Linked DNA regions of Homo sapiens: region 1 is linked to region 2. A link is an interaction called in ENCODE POLR2A ChIA-PET data of the cell type or tissue named here. Cell type or tissue: A673. All regions are shown on one strand. Each heading gives the region's core, and the rest is flanking DNA. Links, peaks and the distances in the headings are about the cores only.

Region 1 (11,234 bases), core at 6,526-10,525, 55 kb after region 2:
GGAAAAGGAGAAAAAGGGAACAGCGATGAGAGTTCAGGGGCAGAAAGCCTAGCATCATATGAAGACAATAGCCCAGGGGAAGGTGGGTGGCTGGAGGAGCTTGCATTGTAGGAATAGGAGATGATAGAAAGAAGTACGGTGAGAGTAACTTAGCCAGAGTTTTAAGACAGCTAAAGACTGGAACTCTAGTAGTATAAGAGATCAGATGAAGCTAATGATACCTAGCCCTAAAAGGATAGAACTGGAGACTTTGTGTAATAGAGAAGAGTAACTAGATCCTGAAGAGGAACCTCCCCAAATGGCTAGAGGATTCTCCATCTCAAAGGAGGCTCTCCTTTTGAAATTGGCAATGGCTTGTGATGCTAGAGAAGCATCATTCATCACCTTCCACAAAGGTGAACTCTTGATATAACCTTGGAATATTCCACTTTTCTTTAACCTTTTCCAGACTTGCTAATACCTTGCCTATAATTAAATTTAGCGCTTGTTCCATCTTGACCATTTTCAGCCTCTGTTGTAATTCTGCCTTTAACAGAGCACTTTTGTTTCACCCTATGTTTGCATGACTTCAAAGACCATGCTTTTTCTACTCTATCATGACTATAAGTCATAGGTAACCTGGCCACTCCCAGTGGAACTCCAGAAACACCATGTAGCCTGAGCCCGCAAAGCATGCGCAAGCTATGAAGTGTAGCGTTCACTCTCATACACTCTCACGTGTATGTGCAGACTCACATTTCTTTTTTCTCTCCTCCAGCCCTGCTTCTGCCAAGACATTTTTATCTATTCCCCAAATCCTCCCTTCTGTTGCCCCTTCTGAAAACACTCTAAGGTCCCTGAGAGCTTGTACATTTGGACCACAAAAGCAGCCAGAGAAACTCAAGGGCTATTTCTGGATTCTGTGCTGCAACCTTCCGTTCCCTGGGGTGGGGGGTACCAAGCCAGTACCTGCTTGAAATATAGGAAGAGAAGTGAGTACTTCTACATACTATTCCACCACACTAATTTAACCATCTTGTAAGTAAAAACAGGATACCCAAAATAAAAATAAACACATAGGTTCCACGCATCCTAGACATAACCCACATGTTTCAAAGAAAGATTATATATGAAGTAATTGTAACCTGGTGTCATCATAAATCATCTCACAGTGTGGCCACAGGGATCTCTTAGACTCCCAGAATGGTGGTAAGTCTGGAAATTCTTCAGAATAGCCCTGTACAGTAGAATCTACTGTGATGGGTGATGGTACTCATCTAGATCTATATTGTCCAATACCATAGCTGCTCGTCACATATGGCTACTGAGTGCTTGAAATGTGGCTAGTATAAATAATAAACTAAATTTTTAATTTTTTTCTTTTTAATTAACTGAGATTTTAATTTAAATAGCTGCATGTTGCTAGTGGCCACTGAATTAGATAGCACTGTTCTAGAATATAAAAATCCTTTAGAATGCCAGCTCTGTGAGAGCAGGGACCCACATCTTTCTTGTTCACTGCAGTATCTCCAATACCTCAAACTATGTCTCACACAATGTAGGTGCTCAGAAAATAGTTGATGCATGAATTAAACTCCTTGAAGCAGAGGATAGAGAGTGATGTTGTTATCTGCTTTAAACAATCAATCAAGCAAACAAAAAGATTTCAGGGACTACATATAAAGAAACTAGAAAAGCTGAAGTGTCAGAAATGTCAGTCAAGATGATGAAAAGAAGCTATGTTTGTTATAAAGGAATTTAAAATGTGGATTAAATTAAATGTAGTGATCATGGATTCATGACACACACACACACACACACACACACACACGCACAGGGTGGAGGCGGGGAGGAGTGAGAAAGGAAAGTGGACTCAAAGGGGATTCTAGAGTTAAGTTCCTGAAAGTAGCTAGCTAACTTTGTTTTCAAGAAGAAAATTCCAGCTGCATTCAAGAAATATCTATTGAAAAAGTCATGATTGTAGTATATGTGCAGAGATTAGGCAGCTATAAGGAAGGGAGGGAGAAAAAGAGGGAGAGAAGGAAGGAAGAAAGGAAGGAGAAGACAAGGAAAAAAGGGAGGGAAGGAGGGAAGGAATGAAGAAGGGAGGGAAGGAGGAAGGGAGGGAGGGAGACTGGCCCACCTGCTGGCCCTTGATTGTTGAGGGCAGCAGAGGAAGGAAGAGAGAGCTGTGTGAGCCCAGCAGCAGGACCAGTTGAGGCCCATGCAGACAGCCCCACCAGCTCTGAGCCTCACCATGCCGGCGGTGGTTGCCATGCATCCTGTAACTATGGCCTTTCCAAAGGCTCAGTGTTCTGACCAAACACAGCAAGGCAGATGGTTGATTTCCACTCAAAGCAGAGCAGAGTACACCCCTTCTGAATAACGTGGCAAGATTTTAATTGATCTGTATTAACAGCAACCAACAAATAGACTGATCTCCACACAGGCTAACTATTAGCAGATGATCCCAGCAAGGCTCACACATTAGTTGCCTTTCCTCAGATGTGACAGAGTCCAAATAAGCCTGCAACCTCAATATGTAAGGGAAAGGAAGATGCTCAAGATCTTTTGCAAGATACTGTCCAGTGGAGCGAGTCGCTTCCTGCGGCTAGATATCAGACCACGTCTGTCAAGTGATGTTTGACTGAATTGCTTGGCTTTCAGCCAAATATTTGATATCTAGAACATCAGGCCTAAGGTTCAAGATGAGTGCTTGCTTGGAAAAAGACCCCAATAACTTCAGGTCAAATGCAGGATGTTGAGTCTTCAACTTAGTGACACACTCAATTCAGGGAGATGACACCCACTGGTGAGTTAAGGATAGAGGGGCTATTTCTTGGCCCAGGCTGTGGTTACGTGGGCTTTCATTTTACACTGGACATATATGTTTTATGGACTCTTCTGTGTATATATCTCATAATCTAATACACAAAGGAATAAAGGAGACATCCTGCTATAATATTTTCCAGATTCTAGTTTGAATGGGTTCATTCATTCAATGACATTTACTAAGCACTTCAAGTGCCAGGCTCTGTGCCACGAGATGGGAGTTAAAAAGACATACTTTGTTGCCTCAGTTTTGAAGGAAGTTGCTGAAGAAGACTGACAGCTAAACACACATTACAAATCAGCGTGATATATATTTTCATAGAGGTGTTGTGTAAGGACTTAGCTCAAAGGAAAGAACACAGTTTAGCAGTAGGAAAAGGGGAAGAGAAAAGGGAGGGCGGGCCAGATGCACTCTGAGAAAGTCTCCTGGAGGTAACAGTTAAGCTGGATCACAAAGGATTTTAAGAGTTTTTCAGACAGATAATGACAGGGCATTCTAAACAGAGGGACTGTTATGTACAAAACCAGAGGCATGACAGAGCATGCCTGGTGTGGGCATATGGGGGCCAGAGAGAACGGAGATATGAGGTGTCCTCCCTGGGCCAGCCTGGAACTAGCCTCTAGGTTAGTTCTGTGTCCGAGGTACTCCCAAGCCCTCTGTATCTACACTGGGTTGATGTGGACACCATATTGTTTTTGTCTGATTTCTTGTGTGTATCCCTTATTGGATTCTATGCATTGTGGGGGTTGGGGATGGGTTGGGGCCAGGGTCTGTATTCATCTTTTCCACCATTACTTGAGTGAATTAATGGAGAAGAGGTTAGTAAGGCAGATTGCTGTAAAGGGCTTTATATGTCAGGCTAAGGGATTTGGATCTTGTTGGAAATTCGCAGGTCGCCTTGTGTGGAGCCCCTTTTTAAGTATAGCTTCAGTTTATGGGATGCATAGGTGTCACTGAAGAGTGGGGAGATCATGGCTAGAAAATATGCAACCATAATGCTCATTTCAGGGAAATTAGATAAGCCATAAAAAAGCCCTTTGTTCCAAAATATCTTCTAAAACAGGAGCAACAACCTTCTCTTTTAAGAGTCAAAACATTCCCTGAACAGGTTAAACCTGCTGACTCTTCTCGCCTTAATGTGAAGTATGTGAATCGCTCCTCTCAACCCCCAAAATAGCTGAAATCAGCATTCAGGGAAGGGGCGTTGAAATGGGGGCAGGTGACGTGGAAGCTGATGGCTCAGCATGCGTGAGGTGGACCCTGAGCAGCCAGAAGCCAGCATGAGGCAACTGAGTGTCTGGAGGGCAAGAAAAGTGAGACAGGGTGTGGGGAGGCTTCACAAAGACACATGGTGGCAAAACGGCTTTGCCTACATGGCAGTTTTGTCAAGGGTCCTGGCAGATGCCCAGTTTGCCTCCAAACACTGTCTTCTACGCTGCCTGCAGTAAATTGCTGATGCCTGAACTTGAATATCAGGATCACCTGAAGTTCTACAAGCCTCAGGTTCCTCAGTTCAGTCTGCGGGCACGGGCTTCCTAGCTGCAGCTTTTTCAGTTCAGCTAGGTTTCTCCTCCTCCAAACCCCATCTCTCCCCTTCTGGAAAACTAACAGAGACAGAGGAGAGAAAGGAAGAGAGGAGAGGAATGAATGCATTTATATACTACCCTTTCTCACTTTTTTCTTATCATTAGTTCATCCAAATCAAAAAATCTATTCCCACTGGGCACGGTGGTGCACACCTGTAGTCACAGCTACTCGTGAGGTTAAGGCAGGAGGACCACTTGAGCCCAGGAGTTCTGGGTTATAGTGTGCTGTGTCGATCAGGCATCCACAATAAGTTTAGCATCAATGTAGTGACCTCCTGGGAGGGAGGGACCAGCAGGTTGCCTAAGGAGGGGTGAAGTGGTCCAGGTTAGAAATGGAACAGACCAAAACTCCCATGCTGATGGGTCGTGGGATCACGCCTGTGAATAGCAACTGCACTCCAGCCTGGGCAACATAGCGAGACTCCATCTCTAAAAAACTAAAAATAAAAATCTATTCTCCAGGAAACTCAAAGGTCTGAAAGGCCCAAGGACAGCCCAGAGGAGCTGAGTACTCTCAAACATGCTTACTTATGATCACAAGATAATCTCTCATAGTCAAGGTCTATCTCACTGGTTCTCAACCAGGGGCAGTTGCACCCCCTAACCACCACCCAGCAAAGAGACATTTGGCACTCCCTGAAAGTATTTTGGTTGTCACAACCCAGGGGGCGCTACTAACATCTAGCAGTAGAGGCCAGGAATGCTGCCTAACATCCCCTGATGCACAGGACATCTTCTCCAGACAAAGAATTATCCCACCCAAAATGTCAATGTGCTGAGATTGAGAAAACCTGGCCTATCAGAACCCAAAATTCAACTCCTGATTGCTTCTGAAAGAGATGACACAATGTAGTTGCCTCAACTTGTAAGAAGTCCTAAAGGACAGATCTGAAGGGGCCCCAAGTCCTCACAAACTAAAGCCAGGCAGAGAGTGCTGCAGGTCCCCATTGATCATCCCTTACAGGGTTTCACGACATCTCCCTCTGCTCTGCTCACTCTGTCTTCAGACCAAAGACCAAGTTAGGACATCGGGCACTTAGGGTGTCTGAACAGTCAACGTGAAGGACTCCTTTTGGCAAACACCAGTAGATCTTGTCCCATGCCCTTGGGCACCAGTTTTGGACATAATAAGCTATCATTGCTATGAAGAACAAGAAGAACCCAGAGGCCTTAACCTATGATTTAGAATTTACAAATATTTTGCTAATCCAGGTGGAGTCTAGCAAACTTCAACACCTCCCTTCTCAAGTTTGCATCTAAGAGAGACACCAGTCTTTTTTTTTTTTTTTTTTTTTGGATACAAAAGCACCATGACGCACTCACAAAGAAAGTGGTCTGAGTGATCTCAGACATCCTGGCAAAATAGTTCAGTTCAATCAATCCAGCTCACCATTTGTGATAAAGCGCAAAGGGGAATCAAACCCCCCATGATAAGATTCAATAGTTATATTTACTGATCAACTTAACACCACTGAACCAAATTGAAAACAGTTTTAAACATTCACTGGGGCCAGTGACTCTCTCCTGAGTTGATGGGCTAGCTTTACAGAATCACAGGCCTTGAAGCAAAGGGATGAAGTCTGCTATGTGCCCTTTTTAATATTCTGAACAAGAGCTTCAGAAGTAAAATGTCACTATGAACTGAATGGTTACAGTACTGTTACAAGAAAGCCGGTTGCTGACAAGTACTTCAAAGTCACTCGTGCCACCTGAGGAACATAATGTTCAAGCACCGAAGGAACTATATATGGTGCATGCGGTTCTATTCTACAGCAAGTAATTGAATATACAGGGCGGGGGACACCACTATCAAACAGGTCATGCACTAAAAGACTGGATTCTTTCCTGTGGATTTAAGATTATCAACCCTATCAGGAGTCTACATAAGATAGCCAACTGCTGAAAATGTCACTGCTTTTTGCAAAATGTATGGCAGTCGTACTTAAGCAGATTATATTGAATACAGGGATGCCTGAATTCTCTATTAACTACCAAGTGTGTTACAAAAGCTATGTCTTGGGTTTCATGGGTTTCTTCTGACATTTCTAGGGAAAGGGAAGTCAATTAACATTTGTTGAGAGGCTATTACAGTGGCTGGCACCAGGCCAGGCACATGATACACTCTGACTCATTAGTGCTGATTTACTAGTGATCTACATGAAGAACAGAGGTTAAAGAACTTGTTGAAGGCACACAGCCAGAAAGTGGCAGAGGCTGAATTGGAATCCAGGCCCATCTGACTTCTAGACCCACGCTCTTAACTTCTGCATTAGAACAGAAGGCTGCTTCCATCGGAATCCAGAGCCTTGCACTTTCCCCTATACCTCACTGCAGTGCCTGGACCACATCATGCATTTATTTACTTAGCAACCACTTATTGCAAAGAGAAAGCAGTAAACAAGAGAGGCCTTGGCATGTACTTCATAGCAGTTACATCTACTGTGGGGTTCGGTGGAAACAGTAAGTCAACAAATAAACAGCATACTTTGGGGTGGTCATAACTGCCAGGGAGAAAATAAGTCCAACTAGCAGGATCAAGAGTCACTGCGGCAAGGACTTGGGCACACAATTTTATAGAGAATGGTCAGCGAAAGGGCTTGAAGAGATAACGTTGAGCTGAAATGTGAATAATGGAAATAGGCATGAAAAGAGCTGGGGAAGGAACATTCCAGACAGAGAGAACAGCAAGGGCAAAAAGCCATGTGGTAGGAATGGTCTGGATGCTTTCAACTAGGATCAAAAAAAATGCCAGTGTGATTGGAGTTTAAGATCTATAGCAGCGGCCGGGTGTGGTGGCTCACGCCTGTAATCCCAGCACTTTGGGAGGCTGAGGTGGGTGGATCATGAGGTCAGGAGTTTGAGACCAGCCTGGCCAAGATGGTGAAACCCCATCTCTACTAAAAATACAAAAATTAGCCGGGCACGGTGGCGGGTGCCTATAATCCCAGCTACTAGGGAGACTGAGGCAGGAAAACCACTTGAATCCAGGAGGCAGAGGTTGCAGTGAGCCGAGATCGCACCATTGCACTCTAGTCTGGGCGACCGAGCAAGCCTCCCTCTGGGAAAACCAAAAAAAAAAAAAAAAGAAGAAGGAGGAGGAGGAGGAGGAGGAGAAGAAGAAGAAGAAGATCTATAGCAGCAGCTCAAGTTGGCGTAGCATGTCATGGTGGAATTTCTGTGTTCAAGTATGTGGTTTAATTCTAAATGAGAACTGGATTTAAGAACAGGATTGGCAACTCTGCAGCTATTCAAGACACAGTGCACTGCCAAAGGTTGATGGTCAGGAAGATAGAGAATCACCCAAAGACCAGTGGTTTCCAGAATTAGGAAATCAGGAAGGGAGCTTCCTCCACCATTGAAGGCTTCCCAGAAGGGTTTCTATGACACTGATATGGTGATACCTTGGATAGTCTCAAAATCACCCATCATGGATAAATTAGATATCCATGAAAACTACATTGTACCGCCCATGAGGAGATTCACCTGTCTCTACAAGTATGTCAAAATGGCATTCATCATGAAAACAGGGGGCATCCTGGTAATACAAATGAGACATGGCTCATAGATGGGTCAGAAAATTACAAGTTGGAAAGAGGCAGCTACTGTCCCAAGATGCCAGCAGCATTGCACAGAATATAATGTACTCAGAGAAAAAGCATGAAGAAGAGTTTGCTTTTGGAAGCCATCATTAGTCCAACCACAGTTTATAGTTATGGAGTGCCTGGTGTGGGTAGAGAACTCAGTTAAGAATGGTTTGAGTTAGTGTGACAGGAACAGTCCAGGACAGAGGCAGAAGCCAGACACTGAATCTCAGTTCTGTCATCTCTACTAACCCTGCGACCTTGGGCAAGTTACTCAAACTGTCTGTTCTTTGGTATATTCTTAACAGTTTGAGGACAGAAAGGAGGTTGTCCTTGGTGTTCCTCTCACACAAGAACACAGCCCAGAAAAAGAGCATTTTTTTTCCAAATGAATATGATAAGCCCAAATGAATATAATCAGACATTCATGCATATTATTGTTTTTGATGAAGCTAAAATGTGCATCAGTGTCAGAGTGGGATGTATTCAAGGAAAAAAAAAGTTAATAAATAATAGCACTGGTGATGTGTCATGTGCCAAATTAATGAAAGTGATACCCAAAGACCAAAATTTGGGAAAGAATGAAACAAACAGCACAGTGTCAAAGGCTACTTAGAGATAAGGTGTTATTAGTAGTAACAGTAGGAAAAAATGAAGTAGGGTACATGTAAGGGTGAGCCCTATAAAGCTAAAATTTGCAAAGCCGTTGTTTCTTCCAGCGGGGAAGCCAGCTCCAGGTAGATGCAGGAGCCTTCACTACTTCAAATACCCAGGTGCCTTCTAGGCTTCTCTGCTCCATTTATGTTCATTTAAAATGAGGAGGGAGGATGGTTTGATCCTAGGAGTTCAAGACCAGCCTGGAAATATACGAAGACCCTGTCTCTACAAAAAAAAAAAAAAAAATTATGCGGGATGTGGTGGCACACACCTGTGGTCCCAGCTACTTGAGAGGTTGAGGTGGAAGAATAGCTTGAGCCTGAGAGTTTGAGGCTGCAGTGAGCTGTGATTGTGCCACTGTACTCCAGCCTGGGTGACAGAGTGAGACCCTGTTGGGAAAAAAAATTTAAAAAAAAAAAAGAAAGAAAAGAAAAAAACAAGCTCACTGAAACAACTATGCCAAAATAAACAGTCTCAAATAGCATGCCTCTCTCTCTTCACAGCAAAACAGAACCAAGGTATTATGCTGCTGCTCATCATGAAAAACCATGATTGTGTTTCTCCCATTGTGTCAGCCTGCCAGCCAGCCTGAAAGTCATTCTGGGCAGCTAACCTAATTATTCATTCATTCATGGATTCAGCAAATATTTGGAAACAACTCTGTTCCAGGCACTCTCCTGCGTAATGGGGATTAGTAATGAGAAAAACTGATGAAGCTCCTGCCTCCTTGGGAGCTCACAGCCCAGTAGAGGCATCAGATATCAAACCCAGAGTTACACAAATAAATACTTAATCATAAGCTCTGCTAAGTATGTGATGAAGGAATACAGAGTGCTATGAAAACATCTAACAAGGAGACATATTTGGGACTCAGAGAAAGGCTCTCTGAGGAAGTGACTTTCAAGCCAAGCTATGCAGAATAAGGAGGAATTTGCGAGGGAAAGAGTAGGAAAAGAGCCCAGGCAGGGGAAATAGCCAGTGCAAAGTCCTGAGACAGAGGGGAGGGTACTCCTCCTGCCAGTAACTGAGAAGACCAGCAGGGTGGAAGTGTGATGTGCAAGGAGAGAATGGTAGGGAATAAAGCTGGAGAAGGCAGACCAGGGCCAAGTTGTGCAGGGCCTTTTAGGCCAGTGTAAGGATTTGAATGTTCTCCTAATTCACTGGGAAAACTAAGAAGTGAAGGATTTTGTGTAGAAACTGAGTTGATGATTATGTTGTTGATGATGGTGGTGGTGGTGTTAGTAGTGTGTGTGTGTGTGTGTGCGCGCGCGTGTGTGTGTCTGACATGAATTGCTGATTTAACCTACATTTCTAAATCAATCCAAGCATGGTGGTGTTGGTAGTGTGTGTGTGTGTGTGTGTGTGTGTGTGTGTGTGTGTGTGAAATGAATTGCATGATTTAAGCTACATTTCTGCATCAATCCAAGGGTTACCAGAACCCTTTTTGAGGGCTCAACAAACACCAGATCCTGCAGGTTAGGAGCTGTTTTCCCTAAAGTGCTGGCTTCCAGGCTGTTTGCCCTAAAGTGCTGGCTGTTAGGACCTGAGCCCAGTTCTTCACTGTGAGATGAAGTGATTAGACCTGAACTCTAACAGTGCTGGTCTTGATGGGCAGCATGGCCCCCATGTTTTGGAAACTTTACCTTGGAAATTCAAGGGTTTTTTTTTGAAAACTTTACCTTTTTTTTGGGAAACTTTACCTTGGAAATTCAAGGTTTTTGTTTTGGTTTTTTTGTTTTTTGTTTTTTGCCCTCCCTGATTGTTTTTGCTTGCCCTCCCTGATTAGGGGCATCATTGACATTGAGAGGTTAGAGCCCAGACTGTGTGTGTAACCTGCAGTGCACAGGACACTCCCACAATGAAGCATTGTTCTCTGTCCACACAGCTTTCTGCTATCCCAGCAGACATTCACATAGGTGAAAAACCTGGTTATAATTATCTGAGCCTAACTCCATTTTACATTTAAATACACAAATTTTTGCATGTTTTTAATGAGCTGTGAATTTTTCCAGGAATGAAACCACCATGAAAATCAAGGGAGATGGTATTTTGTTTGCTTTGGAACTTTCTCATGAGTTGTTCAACATTTTGGAAAATCAACTCACCAAAGACAATGTTCCTCATTGTATTTGAGCCTCACATCTGTCTGCATTTGTGTCTGTCTTATTCATGGAAGTTCTTCATTTAGGTGTAAGCATCTGACCACTTCACTATGGCTTCTGGAATTGTTGTGTCTGAACACTTATATATTGAAATAATTATTTTATTATAAATTATGTTCCTTTAATTTCTCGTTTATTTAAAATTAGGACATTATATTGATTCTTCTATGACTACATGTACAGATAAATTATACCATCTATAAATTTCACTTCTGAAGAATGAAGGAAGAATAGGAAATAGTTATTATTAAAAAGAAATGTTAGGGCTGAGAAGATTGAGAACAATTGAACAAGCCCGTTCAGGGCTTTAAAATGCTGCAATTTTAGAAATCTAGTTACTTACTGTCTTTAGATGGTCTCTTGGTAACCTTAACATGTGAGAATTCTATGTTTAAAAAATGTATTTTGTAAATGGTGGAGAGAGTTATCAAAGTTA
Region 2 (11,234 bases), core at 2,912-6,911:
ATAGTGAGACCCCCATCTTTAAAAAAAAAAAAATTTTATCAAAAGCATTAGCCAGGCATGGTGTTGTGTACCTGTAGTCCCAGCTACTCAGGAGGCTAAGGTGAGCCCAAGAGTTCGAGGCTGCAGTGAGCTGTGATTATGCCGTTGCACTCCAGCCTGGGTAACAGAAGACCCTGTATCAAAAAAAAAAAAAAAAAAAAATCACTGACAAAGCTTTTCATCTGCAAATGGGGACAATTTAAAAGAAAGAAAGAAAAGGCAGATACACTGAGCAACTAGAACAAGGTCCATCTTAATGAACTGCCCTCCACCAGCCAGCACCCTTCCTTCTAGATCCTTCTTGTCTTGCCAACCAGAGCCCCTGACTAGCAAAACTGTTTGATTCTTCTTTATTGTTTTCAGAGACATGGGCCCTCAAATACATTGTACCACTTGGTCAGGGATGTCAAAAAGGTAAGAACCCTCTCGACTGCAGGTCGGAGGCCCTGTCTTGACTGCTTCCTGTGATTAGAGAGTGCCTCTGTTTTGCATGAGCTGCCAGAGTATTCCTGTCCCTATCAGGCGCCACTCATTTCAGAACAGTGTGTGTGTGTGTGTGTGTGTATGTGTCTTTTAACTCTGATGCTTCTGTTCATGATGCAGCTGTGGTGTTATCTCCAATCGCCGTGCTTTTAGATGCTTTTGGTGGACATAATGCTTTTGGGTAGCGGAACTCTTGGCTTTCCCCGTGCCAAGTGGATTTATGCCATACCTGTATTTTTCCATATGCCCCTCACTGTTTGGGGAGCTGCCTGACTGACCACAAGAGTAAATCTTCATTCACCAGCTCCTGATACAATGTCACATCTAGCATTACATAGAGTGTAGTAAGCATAGCTCCAAATTTTCTAAAAACAGGGACTAAAACATAAATATGCATTCCATTCTTCTAACATTCTATTTTTTCCAGAATATTTTTTCACACTTTTCATCTCATTAGATGGGAAAAAAATGTTGGTAGGTATGGATCGGGTAGAATTATTTTCATTTTACAGATGAGGAAGCCGAACTACAAGGAGATGAGAGCTATATTGGCATTTAGTGAAGAGCTAGGTTTAAAGTTCAGTTCATTTTATTAATAATGATAAAATAATAATAGTCATGAGCTAGTGATGACTAGGTGCACAGCATTGCTGCATACTTTCAGTGCATCTTAATTCATTTAATCTTCACAACAATTCTATGAAATAGAATTATTATTTTATTATTATAGGCTAGGCACAGAGACTCATGCCTGTAATCCCAGCACTTTGGAGGCCCAAGGTGGGTGGATCACCTAAGGTCGAGTTCAAGGCCAGCCTGGTCTGGTTAACATGGTGAAACCCTGTCTCTACTAAAAATACAAAAATTAGCTTGGCATGGTGGTGTGTGCCTGTAAGCTCAGCTACTTGGGAGGCTGAGGCAGGAGAATCACTTGAACCCGGGAGGTGGAGGCTGCAGTGAGCCAAGATCGTGCCACTGCACTCCAGCCTGAACAACAGAGTGAGATTCCATCAAAAAATTATTATTTTATTATTATAATACAGTTTTATTCCCACTTAAAGACAAGAAGAATGAAGTATAGGGAGATTCTGTTTAATCTTAGCCAAGTGGTTGTTCTTTTGCCCCATATTATCTCCTTCAGAGGTAGCTTGAGTTCTGAACCCTTAAATCCATCCCAGAAAGTGATGTTTTAATTCCAAAAAATAAAACAGAAGATGGCACTGCCCCCGCCCCTTACCTATGTGCCCATACATGTATGCACACATTTGCCCACTATCGCCACTTGGTAACAATTCTTCACCAAAGTCCACAGGACATATTCAGAGAAACCTACAAAGTGAAGTCAAAAATACAGTATGATTTCTTCATCTCACAGGAAGTGATTGGCTAGAATTGCCCTTAGGCATCCTGTAACTACTTTTTTATTTTTCCTTTGAAAGGCCAAGCAAAGGCCTTGGGGCTACTTATAATGTACCTATTCACCTGCTGGATCTTTGCTAAGAATGAGTAAAGGATATAAAAATAACACACAGAAAATCAAAATCTCCATCCTTTGGCCCTTGCAAACTTTCCTCCCATCTCTATACCACCTTAATGAAGGATTTTTCATCTACTTGAGTGGGTGAAGCCTGTAGTTTTTTCAAAACAAGAGGGGAAAACACTATGCAATCTGTACTCCCAACTCAACAACCACTTTCCTGAGATTGTGTCTTTCACTGGTCTACCCATTCCATGCCATCGTAGTAGATCTACCCTCAACAAACCCATTTCTCTTTCCTTTGAACCTTCCGGTTTTGTCTAATTCATCCTGGCTTAAAATTGCCTGAAAACTAAACTCAGAAGAGTAGAAGTAGACACATTCGATGTGTCTTCTTCAGAGAGATAGTTGTTGCTCATGTTCAACCAAATGTTTTGAGTTTTTCTAAAGTAATGACTTGGAGTATTCTCTCCTTCACCTTAAGTTAATCTCTGTCCCTGAAGGAATTGTGAGGTTTTCTAAAGAGACAGCTATGCCTTTGTCCCTCAATCCCAGTCATCACCAACCCAAACCTTTAAAAAGAGTCGCTCATCCAATTCAATGACCCAGCCTCCCAGCAATAAGGTCTTGTCTAATTTTCAAAGGGATTTTTGCAGTTAGATTTCACTGAGTATAAATTATTAAAATCCCTCTCATTACTTTCTTTTCCCCATAGGACTCTGCTTTGCAATATTGTTTTCTCTTTTCTGAAATCCCTTGAGCTGCCTTTTGCATTTGCTCACGTCACTTGTATGATTAGAAGGCATGTAAAGTATCTCTAAGGTAGGGTTTTTTGTAGCTTCTCAGCTAAAGATGTACCTGAAAAATAATATAGACTAACAAGAAAGAACAGGATGGTAAGAATTTGGGAGGAAGAAGGAATAAAAGCAGCTTTTTTTTTTCCTTTTAAGTATGATCCAAATATTAGAGCAAGAAAATCATTATATAAGCATGCAGTTACCATTTACTTGCAAATTTAGTAACTGGAAAAAATGATAACAAATGACCAAGAATAGTACTGAACTGGTCTAGAAATAATTTATCCTTTTACCTGGAAAAAGAGACTGCCAATAAGACAGGGAGACACAGAAAGCCAATGTTTAATTTCTTCCCTTGGGAAAAAGTAGAAGCAGGAAATGCAGAATGCATTATTTCCAGGACTAAGGTAAGTATCTGATGATGGGAGAGCAAGAAAGATGAACAATGGTAGTCACAGGAGTCACAAGGCCTACATTTTATGTTATATGGATTAAGGGAGCTGAAAATGAAGACTTTTGTTTGTTTTGTGTTTGGGGAAGAAGTGAATAAGGGAGAAGTTAACATTGGTGCACAACTTTCTCAGGTGACTTTCAGCAATTTTCAGGTGGTTTCAGGTGACTTTCAGGTGGTTTCAAGTGACTTCTAGCAATTTAGGCCAATAGGATAATCAAAGGCTACAAAACTAGAGTTAAAATGCTAAGAAAATCTTGGGAACTTAAAGCAATTTTCAAAATTAAAGAAAATAATAATAATTAATGTGTGCTTTCTTCTTTACAATTATGGGGGGAAATATATGTGTGCATATATATTTAACCTGGACAAAATTAATGAATAAGTTATTAACTCTGGTACAAAACGCTATTCATGAGTTAGGAACACAGTCCTAGACCTTAAGCATAGTGTTTGATAATACATCTGTAAAACTATATGTAAATAACTCTTAAGAACCAAAGGAATGCATTGAGGAATTATCAGACCATCATAAGTCAATCAGCATGACATCTCCAGTTTACCTCTTCTTTGAGACCAACAGAACTGAATGTGGGGAATTGCTCCCAAGCTTGTTTTGAAATCTCAAATTATTTATATCAAGGGAACAATCTAGGAGCAATGAGGTAAAAAGAGTGGCACTTCAGCATTAATCAGAAATTTAAATTGTTTTAAACCAACCCAGTTCCCTGAACTATTTTCATGCATAAATCCATTGAATGTACCAATGCTCTCATATTAAACCAGAGTGGCCCAAGTCTGTCTGCTTTTCTGTGGAATATAACCTGCCATTTTAGTAGCTGTCTGCTCACTTTGTGCCTCTGTACGTTTTAAAGTAGTTTTTTCCTTTCTTAAATGTGCTAATACTTCAAATTACCTATACTATCCTTCCCCACCAAAAGAGGATGCTATTTGAGTGTTATGTGGAAGTAGTGGTGAAATTATGATAATTTAAAGTTCATTTACATGGGAATTAAGACCCAGAGCTTTTCAGAATAAAAAAAAAAAAAAAAAAAGGCATTTCAGACACACTTTGGGTAAGGAAAGGACATTTGCATAATCCCATCTGCTAAATGCATGGAAATTTGCAAAAGCATTATTATATTTCAGAGGATTGGTTGCCCGATATATTGCCATGTTAAGGGGCTGTACATTGGGGTGATGTCCTCTTTTCCCCTGAGCTCTCACCAGATGAAGCCCCTACCGGGTGATTACTCACACCAACTGCAGTCCACTTTTCTTTATTATACAAGCTGTCCCAGGGGAGTCTTTTCTTCACACTTCCTTGGTAAACCTGACAACCGCAATCATTTTATATCTTATGTATCTCAGAAGGAACCAATCTTGTTTTGAAGGCTTGTTATGAGTTTCAAAGGAAGACAGTTTTCCTAAACAGTTGAGATCTGATAGTGATATGGTGAGCTGACATCTGAAAAACCCCAACCATTTTGAAGAGCAGATCTAATAAGTGAATTTAAACTATGCTTTTAATTAAAAGGTTTCCTTATGCATGGCACGAAGTAAACCTTAGCTTCAGGTTAGCAGTTCATAGCATGAAAAAAGAAGACAACATTTTCAAGTTGTCAAATCGTACCTACTCATAGAACCCAAGCCTGTCTAGCAAATTACTTGAATCACATGACCTCCCACTGTTAAGGCATGAAATGGGAAATAATAGTTCAGGCTTTACCAATTACCAAAGTCATTACCGAAGGGGGAGGGGGAAGTGCTAGAACAGAAACAGCAGGCAGAATGACTGTTCCTCCAGTATCCTTTTTGACTTCTAATTTGAAAAGGACCCAAGCAAAGGAAGTCTCCTCCAGAAGGTGTTTGGACTTTACCTGTTGGCATGTGAGGTACTGCTCACCTTCTCTGCTTTTTCCAGAGGAGCTGGATGCACTGAGCACCACCCCATCCCCATCTATCCTTTTACCATCCCTTGTCTACAAGCCTCTGGTTCCACTAACCAAACTCCAGGGGATCACTGGAAGCTACATCAACCTTGGAAGCTCTGAACAGGGTCTTTGGCCAGTGGGCCGAAAGGAGTAAGAACAGCCTGCCAAGTAGTGGTCATACAGTTGGATTTTTAGAAATAGACAGAATCTTAGAAGTTATTGTGTCCAAGCCACCTATTTTCACAGCATAAACCGAGGTACAGAGACAGGAAGTGATCTGGCCAGGGTCACTTGGGGTCAGGACCATGGCCCAACCCAGAGCTGTTTCCTCTATGGGGTCATGTTGCTGGCTGCTCCTGAATGAGTATCCATAAGTTCCCCTCTACCTGGCAATACCCATCCTAGGAGAAGCAATGCAAATGCATCATCTGTGACATCCACAGGTCCCAGTGGTCAAGGCCATTGGCCCAGCTTAGTATCATGCACTGAGGCTGCCATCCCCCTCAGAGTCCACGCAGGACACCTATCCCAAGGGGCCTAAATTGTACTCAATTTTATTCATGTTATAAAACCGATTTCTTCCTCCCGAAGAAGGTTTCCACTCTTCCTAGTAAGAAAGGTAAAAGTAATTCCCTAACTTCTTTGCTCCCTAAAATCTCTGTGAAGAAACAGATGAGATCCAGCCTTGCAGGCTGAATGCAAACACATTACTTGTTAAATTTTCACTCCTCCAAATATCACTTACAGGAGAGCATCTGACTCATTCCTTAGCGCCTAATCCTTCATCCACTCTGGGTTTGTTTATATGGCCTTATAGTACATATAAAACATATATATACCATACATGTTTTATAGCGGTGGCTCATGCCTGTAATCCCAACACTTTGGGAGGCCGAGATGAGTGGATCACCTGAGGTCAGGAGTTCGAGACCAGCCTGACCAACATGGTGAAACCCCATCTCTCCTAAAAATACAAAAAAATTAGCTGGCATGATGGCACATGCCTGTAATCCCAACTACACTGGAGGCTGAGGCAGGAGAATCACTTGAACCCGGGAGGCGGAGGTTGCAGTGAGTCGAGATCACACCATTGCACTCCAGCCTGGGCGACAAGAGTGAAACTCCGTCTCAAAAGAAAAAAACAAAACAAAACAAAAAACGGAAGAGGCAGGAAAATGCTGCTGGGAAGGGAGGAATTCTCATTGGCTTCGGTTAGGTGAATATCGCCCCCTTGTGGTCAAACAGAACGCAGGCCCCCCCCCCCCCCGGCACTGGTCACAGAATCATTTATCCTCCTTCAGGGCTGACCAAACATAAATCATTCTGAAAGAATCAAGCTTTATATGAGACGATCCCAGCACCTGCTTGCTTGCCAATATATACCGCTAAAAGTCCTTTATGGATATAGCCATTTTCTAAAAATGTTCTATTTGCCCCTTAAATGTTTATTGATTTTGAATTTTACTATAATCACTTTCCTGACAACTCCCAAAGACACCTTGAAAGCATAAATATTCCCTTTCAGTATTGGTCTTCAAGCAATATTGGTGTCTTATTTTTAGAATTCTAACTGATGCTTACACCTAAGTTTCTCAAAGCAAAATACATAGGTGTTAGGCTTGGTATTACCCACATTTTAATTTTTTTTTTTTTTTTTTTTTTTTAAGACAGAGTCTTGCTCTGTCGCCCAGATGGTAATGCAGTGGTGCAATCTCGGCTCACTTCAACATCTGCCTCCCGGGTTCAAGCGATTCTGCCTCAGCCTCCTGAGTAGCTGAGACTACAGGTGCATGCCACCATGCCCCACTAATTTTTTGTATTTTAGTACAGACGGGGTTTCACCATGTTGCCCAGGCTGGTCTCAAACTCCTGAGCTCAGGCAATCCACCCACCTTGGCCTCCCAAAGTGCTAGGATTACAGGTGTGAGCCCACACTTAAAATTTTTTGAATTCCTACAAGATTAAAACTAGGCACAAATTTATAGATCTGCTCTGATTGCCTTTTTATAGCATCACAAAAAGTCCTTTGAGGATTTTCCTGAAACCTGGCCTTTGAACACTGCAGACCATAAAGGCCATGGAGTGCAAACCCCTTTCACTGGAAAGAAATCTGAGAGCTTAAGGGAAAGTGTCTGCTGGCCAAAGGACAGATAGAAGCCCGGGGCAGCTGACTGGAAACTGGTGTGCTTCCTCCTCACCCTGCCAGGGAAAATGACACGATGGGTGGGCATCCTCGGGCGGTCATCCCCATAGGAGCCCTGTGGCTATGAATGAGGCTTACCCAGGCCAGTCCAGTCTCTGAGACTCTTCTACTCTTTAAATAACAGCCTCGCCTAACAGTCCAGGAAAGCCAAAGGATACAGAAACTGTGGCCTTGTTAGCCTGCCCCAAAATAATGGAGAAAAGTGGTTGCATTAGTACTATTTTTAAACTCAGTTTAGTTTTATGGGAAGGCTAATACATGAAAAGTTACTATCTTAAAACTTTCTCTGAGCTCCCTTTTTAATATTTTTTGCCATGCTTTGCATAAAGAAGTCAGACAATTGGTCTTTTTTAGCCTGAGGATAGCTTAGCTTGCTGATTCAGTTAGATGGATAAAGATAATCTTCAAACAAAGGAGATTTTGAAATTCTGAGGAGGGTAGAGGTCATTTTTGTGAGGGGACTATTCAGCTCATCAAATGGATGCCAGATTAGGCTGTGGAGGGCCAAGGTCAAGGACGGAAGGGGTCTGTGTCTCAAAATGTTCCACCTCATATATGATGCCCTTCACACAGCCCCATTTTGCCTGGCTGGCTCCAGTTAGATGCCCAAGCCTACCATGTACCCCAAGCCAAGGGAGAGGTAGAACACAGTGGGATGGGGTGGGAGCTAATTCTGGGGACAGCAAGAAGTCTAAAAAGCAGCAATGGGCTGGGCATGGTGGCTCACACCTGTAATCCCAGCACTTTGGGAGGCCGAGGCGGGAGGATCACCTGAGGTCAGGAGTTCGAGACTAGCCTGGCCAACATGGCAAAACCCTGTCTCTACTAAAAATACACAAATTAGCTGGGCATGGTGGCATACACCTGTAGTCCAAGCTACTCGGGAGGCTGAGGCAGGAGAATCACTTGAACCCAGGAGGCAGAGGTTGCAGTGAGCCCAAATCACGCCATTGCACTCCAGCCTGGGCAACAAGAGTGAAACTCTGTCTCAAAAAAAAAAAAAAAAAAAAAAAAGCAGCAATGGAGTCTTATATGCCTGAGGCTGGTGCTTCAATTACTATCTATTTGTTCTCACTCCATTGAGGATAGCCACTGAATTCCAGATACAGCATTACCTGTATTTCAGAGCAAATTTCCATAGTGAACTAGGGCTATTCCAACCAGGGATGACTAACAAGATTGTGGCTACTTGGTTTTGTTACTGAGAACATAATACTCAAAAACCCAAACCCAGACTTGATCCCAACAACATCAATTAATTTCACTGTTTTACTGGTTTACATTTTCAACAAAAACACTCTGAGTGCCCACCATATGCCAGGCATATTATAAGAGGCTCTCAGGATATAAAGATAAATCAAACAAGAAACATGTAAAGCTATAGGTTTAATGATAGGATGCAGCGGGATACCTCTAATCCTGAATCCCAAAACCTTCAAATGGATACAGTTGCCCATAGAAAAGCTGAGTAAGGACAACTGAAAACCTACCCTCAGGTTAGCAAAAAAATTTTAATTAATTTCTGACTGAAAGCAATTAACTTTTGACACTATGAATTTCCCAGTTCTGCTGCCTAATCTACCACTACCACCAGAAACTTACTGAGTAGACAAGCAGTTTGACAAACTTGAGTGTGCATCAGAATCACCTGAGGAGCTAGGAAAGGCCACAGAGGCCCCGATACATTGAAGTAGGTGAGACAAAGTCCAGCCGTTTGTAATGTCACCAAGTTCCCCAGGGTATTCTGATGCCACCAAAGTTGGAAAACCACCACTATACATAATGCACGTCTTCTGTGAAGTGGCAGAAATCTCACACAGCATCCTGGGTGGGTCCTTCATTAAGGACAAAAGTGGATGGAGCCCCTTGTGTCTGTCCCAAATAGATCTAAGGGCATGAGGCTTCCTAAGCAGTGTGACACCCAGCCATTCATGGTATAGAGCGCTCTCCCGCAAGAAGGAGCTACACCAGGCAGTGAGAGTGGATTAATCATGACCTTTGGAATTCACTATGCACTCAGACTTTCTCACAAATGGAACTAACTCTCCCTTGACCTAACAGCAAAAATTTTCTTAAGAACCTAAACTTTAGAAGTAGAAAGCAGTAGTGAGTAAATAATAAGAAAATCTTTACTATTTTTGCATGTATAGATGGCAAACAGCTAAAAAAGACACCATAACTCTAGATCTTTAAGAAATGTTACTCTCTTTAAAAGAAAAAATGAAAATCTCCTTAATTCTAGAAAAATAAATACTCCATTGATAAAAATGTCTCCTCCAATTTCTCTCCCCCTTCTCTTTAAATGCAAGGGATGTTCATATACAACCTCATTCTGACACCCAAAATCCCCTCCCTAAATATTGCTCTTCTTTTATGAAAAAAGTGTCAATTTTTTAAAATTATGGATAGAGGTTTTGTATTAAAGGAGACCCGAGTCCTAAAATCCCAGCTGATGGAGGCTCTGGTAATGACACTCATCTTCTGAAAGGAGTCTTCCTTTAAAGGGTGGTAGAAACCAAATGATATCAAGAGAGTGGTAACAGGCCTGGGTCAGAGGCAGAAATGCGGGCTTGGGGAGCATCTGGGGAAACCTAGTTCCTAGTGCCTGGGAGTGATAGCATTTGCCCTGTCTAGCCTTGTGTTTCTTTCTTCTACACTGGTGTTTTTTTCTCCCCAGCTGAAGACTTGAATAAATATTTTGATTTTCTATTATTGCCGACGATTACTGCATCTTCTTATTTAACTTATGTCTTCTTTCCAAGCGAGAGTATCCAGGTTTCGGTTGGATCTATTTTAAGGTGAATTAATTAACCAGCATAATAATACATTCATATGTTTCTTTTTTCATTATTTTTTTTTTACTCTAGTTACAGAATACGTGAAGTAGAATCCCTAGTAAACCACGTTGTCTTTTGGATTTGTCTGTTTGTTTCATTCTACCCTGATAGGGGAACCTGCCCCCAGACTACAGAATCAGCCTGATTGACATCGGCCTGGTGATCGAGTACCTGATGGGCGGGGCTTATCGCTGCAACTACACGCGCAAGCGCTTCCGGACCCTCTACCACAACCTCTTCGGCCCCAAGAGGGTGAGGCTGGCTGCAAATTCGGGGCCCTTCCTGGGAGGACTAGGGTGTATGGGATTTGGGTTGTGGCTTCTTTGTCTCCAAGGGGAATTAAAATCAGAAAATTGCGCTGAGAGTGAACCTAAACAATCAAAGAAAAGTAATGAAATTCAAATTAATCTTATCATTGAGATTATTAAACTCAGCAGTTTTCCAGGTTTTGGGTCTTTATACCTTTAAAAATTGTTGAGAACCTCAAGGAGCTTTTATCTATGGGAATTCTACCTATTGGTGTTTATTTACCATGTTAGAAATTTAAATGGAGACTCTAAAAATATTTAATCCATTTTAAGTTAAACATAGGAATCCCATTATATGTTAACATAAAGAACATGTTTACAAACAAAAACATATTTTCAAAAACAAAGAATAAGTTCATAATAGGAGCATTTTTTACCTTTTGCAAATTTCTGTAATGTCCAGCTTAATAGAAGAGGGCTAGATATCTACTTGTGGATTCAGTCTGTTGTAGGATATTCTGGTTAAAGTATATAAAGAAAATCTGACCCCACAAAAATATATGACAAACACAGCAAATATATCAAAGGAAGGAGTATTTTAACCCTCTTTACATATAATTGTAAATATCATTTTTTTGATACTACACCAAAATTTAATAAGTAACGTTTCTTAAAAATGAGTTGCAAGGTGAAATCTAAAACCATGTAAGTGAACTTTTCAAATTCTGTTACACTGAAATTCACTAGTCTAGCCAGCCATGGTCC

The links. ChIA-PET counts read pairs that join two places held together with the same protein. Peaks named below come from ENCODE experiments on the same cell type or tissue, not always from the same donor. Only the 100,000 strongest peaks of a DNase experiment are listed, where the experiment ranks them.
Region 1: POLR2A ChIA-PET joins it to region 2 with 8 read pairs; 4 of 35 experiments call an interaction of 5 or more read pairs at or near these places.

Annotation. Positions count from the first base shown.
Region 1 is chr9:70,572,758-70,583,991 of GRCh38, reverse strand. All of the region lies in intron 22 of TRPM3 (transient receptor potential cation channel subfamily M member 3), which reads left to right. It also overlaps the pseudogene RN7SL726P. Among named protein-coding and RNA genes, the nearest start is that of KLF9, 160 kb to the right of the region's middle. In A673, for the core only: no CTCF peak of the experiment used is centred there; no DNase peak of the experiment used is centred there.
Region 2 is chr9:70,624,430-70,635,663 of GRCh38, reverse strand. It overlaps TRPM3 (transient receptor potential cation channel subfamily M member 3), which reads left to right. Exons shown (of 26, transcript NM_001366145.2): 12 at 403-453; 13 at 10,147-10,182; 14 at 10,333-10,473. Among named protein-coding and RNA genes, the nearest start is that of MIR204, 180 kb to the left of the region's middle. In A673, for the core only: CTCF peaks have their summits at 6,203 and 6,402 (motif pointing left); DNase peaks (open chromatin) are centred at 4,543 and 4,963.